2 separate regions of the Homo sapiens genome follow, and region 1 is linked to region 2. Evidence: read pairs that join two places in POLR2A ChIA-PET (ENCODE). Cell type or tissue: endothelial cell of umbilical vein. All regions are shown on one strand.

Region 1 (2,500 bases), 130 kb before region 2:
AAAAGATTCCATCGATATTAAGACACACCATTGTATACTATATAGAAAAAAATGCTGCCAATTAAATTACACCACCGTGCTTTTTCACTTACAATTCTATCTTATGTTTGCTGAAAGTATTTTTAGGCATATCATAGATTTTTCTCACATCATTTTTATGCACACATAAAGAAATTAAACGAAATAAATTGATAAAGGTATTCTAAGGACTTCTTCACCTTTGTAGTCCAAGTATTTTTAAACACTTTCTTGAATTGTTACCTTTTGTGTTTTCCCATACAACACTGTTCTCTCTACCGGGGAGAGGAATGGTGATTTCTTCAAGCCATTTTTGTTTTTTGTTTTTTGAGACAGAGTCTCACTCTACTGCCCGTGCTGGAGTGCAGTGCCGCGATCTCGGATCACTGCAACCTCCACCTCCTGGGTTCAAGCGATTCCTGCCTCAGCCTCCCAAGTAGCTGGGATTACAGGTGGGTACCACCACACCCGGCTAATTTTTGTATTTTTAGTAGAGATTGGGTTTCACCATGTTGGCCAAGGTGGTCTCAAACTCCTGACCTCAAGTGATCCATGCAACTTGGCCTCCCAAAGTGCTGGGATTACAGGAGTGAGCCACCACATCTAGCCCTTAAAGTTGATTTAATAACGTATCTTTTTTTTTTTTTTTTTTTTGAGGTGGAGTTTTGCTCTGTTGCCCAGGCTAGAATGCAGTGGTGCAATCTTGGCTCACTGCAGCCTTCACTTCCCAGGTTCAAGCGATTCTCCTGCCTCAGCCTCCTGAGTAGCTAGGACTACAAGTGTGCGCCACCATGCCCTGCTAATTTTTTGTATTTTTAGTAGAGACAGGGTTTTGTCATGTTGGCCAGGCTGGTCTCAAATTCCTAACCTCAACCAATCTGCCCACCTCAGCCTCCCAAAGTGCCGAGATTACAGGTGTGAGCCACCACGCCCGGCCTTAATACCATATCTTGATTTTTAAATCTACCACCTTCTATAGGGCTTTTTTGTTTTTTGAGACAGGTTCTCATTCTGCCACCCAGGCTGAAGTGCAGTGGTGAGCTCACAGCTCACTGCAAATTTGATTTCCTGGGCTCAAGAGATCCTCTTGCCTCAGCTTCTCAAGTAGCTGGGACCACAAGCAAGCCACCATGCGTGGTGATATATATATATATTTTTTTTTGGTAGAGTTGTGGTTTCATTATGTTGCTCAGGCTGGTAGGGCTTTCTATTTATCCTACCTCTTTAACATTTATTTCCTCTCCTTTCTTGCCTTTTAAATTTATTTTTGATTGATGGAGAATGTTTTCTACTAGTTTCTAATCTGTTAGTGCTTATTCTAGACATAACTAGGACAATTAATTTAAACACTGACTCTAATTCTTAATAAGGCCTCCATAAACATCAACTGTATTTAAAAAAAAAATGGTAAGTATTCCAGCACATTAGGCAGAAAAATAATGACACAAAAGTCTCTTTAAATGCCAAGATGTCAAATGTGTCTGCATTAAAGGAATAACAGCAAATTTACTAGGTTTACAGATTTTCATGAATGAGAAAATATACAAATATCCATATAGAAGAAAGAGATGAGTGATAAGGACAGGCAATAGGAAGAAGGAGAACTAACCTACTTTTCTTCCACTATCAGGTCAGTAAGAATGGCCTTCTCCTTTCCTTTATCACCCTCTTCTTTCATAAGAGAGATACGGACCTAAAGAGGAGACACTGGGCTGAACCAGGCTGAAACAGTAGACTCATCCAAACCAGGACAGGCTGATAATTTACTCTCTAAAGTAGGATGGTGTGAAATTCTAAATTATGTAGTCATCTCAAGACAGAATGGGAGGCACTGACCCCAAAGGCATCAGAGCCTCTGGTAAAATTACAAAGTAAGCAGAGTTCTTAAGCTTCTCTTAGTATTCAGTAGATATAATTTCCTTAAATTTTAAAGTCCTAAAAGAAAGCTAATCTCTCTTCCCCTGTCTCAACCAAGTCAAAATTTCTATTCTGCTGGGCACGGAGGTTCCTGCCTATAATCCCAGCACTTTGTGAGGACAAGGAGGGTGGATTCCTTGAGCCCAGGAGTTCAAGACCAGCCTGAGCAATATGGTGAAACCTCTGTCTCTACAAAAAATACAAAAATTAGTTGGGCATGGTGGCACATGCCTGTAGTCCCAGCTACTTGGTGGGGGATGAGGTGGGAAGATCACCTGAGCCCAGCAGGTTGAGGCTGCAGTGAGCCATGGTCACGCCACAGCACTCTAGCCAGGGTGACAGAGTGAGAACATGTCTCAAAAAATAAAATTTCCATTCATACACAGAGGCAGATTTCTTAGCTACTGATTTATACCCATAGTTATACAGATTAAGTTTGCTTTGTGTGTGTGTGTGTGTGTGTGTGTGTGTGTGTACGCACACGTGCGCGCATGTATGTGTGATGGTTTCCTGTTTTGATTGTTGGGCAAGATATCCTGGAAGTGGTTAAAAAAAATTACCATAG
Region 2 (2,500 bases):
AATATATGTATTTTTTATTCCAGAAAGAGCAGAGGGAAAAACCCAAAACTGTTAATGTTTGAGGTGAAATATTGGCAGCCTAGCTATTTTTTACCCTTTACAGACTTTAACATTTGAGTTAACTTTCCAGATTCTATTATTACCTTGATGTGTGACTAGATAATTATTATATTCAGTTTTTGTTAATTCAAACTCGTAACTTGAATAAAAGGAAAGACCTAATTCACGAGAGACACAGCAAAAAATACAACTATTATTATTTTTTTTAAATCCTAAAATGCCACCTAAGGAGATTCAGAATCTGTTTTTAAAATAAGTAAAACATGAAGAACAGTTCTTCAGGGAAAGATGATTCTTGGGTCAAGCAAAGCTTTAGGTTTTCCCAGCACTGCTCCCACAAAGGTCACAACGTTGTTTTTCACATTGTGTTTTTAAGGATTTTTAAGGATATTCTTTTGAGAGACAGATTAGCATGGTGATTAAGCATGTGACATTGAAGCCAGACTGCCTGGGTTGAAATTCACACTCTGCCTATATTAGCTGTATGACCTTGTGAGTTAATTAACTCATCTGTGCCTCATTTTTTCCATAAAATGGGAGTAATAATAGTTCCCACCTATTAGAGCTTTTTTGATAAATAAGTATATAAATGAATGCCTGTAGATATATAATTATATATATATATATTTATTATTATTATTATTTTTTTTTGAGACGGAGTTTTGCTCTTATTGCCCAGGCTGGAGTACAATGGCACGATCTCGGCTCACTGCAACCTCCGCCTCCCGGGTTCAAGTGATTCTCCTGCCTCAGCCTCCCGAGTAGCTGGGATTACAGGCATGCACCACCACGCCCGGCTAATTTTGTATTTTTAGTAGAGATGGGGTTTCTCCAGTTGGTCAGGCTGGTCTTGAACTCCCGACCTCAGGTGATTTGCCTGCCTCGGCGTCCCAAAGTGCTGGGATTACAGGCATGAGCCACCGTGCCCAGCCAAAAATTAATAGATTTTTGACACATGTGGTGAAGGAAGTTTAAGAGGAAGGTGAAGGGAAAAGTCCAGAGGCAGGATAGCTTGATTTGTGTTTTATAGGAACAGGATATGATTCAAGCTAACTGGAACATAGAAATCTTTAGGGAGATTCTGGGAAATAAGATTGGATTAGATTGTGGCAGATTTGGAGTGTGAAACCAGAGGATTTGCTAGGAAATATAAAATCCCATTCTTTAGAGTAATATAGTCTATTTGTCATAGTGGTTGCTTCTGTAATACAAATTGATTGATATGTGATTGGTAACTATGAGACTGAGGTCAATACAATGGGGAAGTAGCATTAGTTCAGACGTAATCTTTCCCGGCATATTAACTTTTTGAAATAATCAGAAACAAACTTCTCACAACCTAAGGGAAAGCTTTAGCACTATATGAAGATATTAGGAAAACACTGAGAATCCTGCAGAAGTGTCCTCTTATTAATGAAAATGAGTGGCTTCAAGAACAGTTTCACATTCCACAGTATTAATCTGTCAGCTATAACGATGTTTGCAGACCAAGAGGCTGCAAAAACATTTCTCTTTGAATTTTTTTTTTTTTTTTTTTTTTGAGACAGAGTCTCACTTTGTTGCCCAGGCTGGAGTGCAGTGGCACGATCTCAGCTCACTGCAACCTCTGCCTCCCAGGTTCAAGCAATTTTCCCGCCTCAGCCTCCTGAGTAGCTTGAATTACAAGCACTTGCCACCACGCCTGGCTAATTTTTGTATTTTTAGTAGAGACAAGGTTTCACCATGTTGGCCAGGCTGGTCTTGAACTCCTGACCTCAGGTGATCCGCCTGCCTTGGCCTCCCACAGTGGTACTGTACTTTTAACTTCATTGCAATTGGTGTTGACTAGAAGCATATGTCCTGAAGAATTCATATCTCAAATGAGGAAACAAGAGCCCCAGGGTTTTAGGCTTCAAAGGATGAAATGCTAGGTGCAAATGGGAGCAGACATTTAACTGTGCTAGTATTTTTATAAGGTCCTATTATCGTTTTAGTTAGGGCTTTGATTACAGAGTTATATTGATATAAAAAATTATTTTTATTTTTAGAGATGGGGCTTCACTGTGTTGCTTGGGCTGGCCTCGAACTTCTGGGCTCAAGTGACCCTCTTAATTTAGCCTCCTGGGTACCTGGGACTACAAGTGTGCAATGCCACACCTGGCTACATTGATATTCAGTAGTCTACCTTAACTCTCTTTTCCCCAGGAGACTTGTTACTTTTAATTGTGGTTTTGTAGCACTCGAAGTATTTATTTTTTTCTCCAAATGTGTATATCACATTCTAGCAGAAAGGGCTCTGACATGTTTTAAAGGAAGGAAACTCATAAAGGAATTGTTGACCTAAATTTTCAGTTTAATTTTCTCACACAGAATCATCTTGTGTGCTGAGGCAGGCAGATTGCTTGAGCCCAGGAGATTGAGATCATCCTGGGCAACATGGTAAAACCCCGACTCTACAAAA

The links. Peaks named below come from ENCODE experiments on the same cell type or tissue, not always from the same donor. Only the 100,000 strongest peaks of a DNase experiment are listed, where the experiment ranks them.
Region 1: POLR2A ChIA-PET joins it to region 2 with 7 read pairs; 2 of 35 experiments call an interaction of 5 or more read pairs at or near these places.

The regions. Positions count from the first base shown.
Region 1 is chr11:17,285,845-17,288,344 of GRCh38, reverse strand. The region is part of intron 2 of NUCB2 (nucleobindin 2); the gene reads right to left. Among named protein-coding and RNA genes, the nearest start is that of NUCB2, 10 kb to the right of the region's middle. In endothelial cell of umbilical vein, no CTCF peak of the experiment used is centred here; no DNase peak of the experiment used is centred here.
Region 2 is chr11:17,156,560-17,159,059 of GRCh38, reverse strand. All of the region lies in intron 2 of PIK3C2A (phosphatidylinositol-4-phosphate 3-kinase catalytic subunit type 2 alpha), which reads left to right. Among named protein-coding and RNA genes, the nearest start is that of PIK3C2A, 50 kb to the left of the region's middle. In endothelial cell of umbilical vein, no CTCF peak of the experiment used is centred here; a DNase peak (open chromatin) is centred at 1,139; H3K27ac peaks cover 471 bases.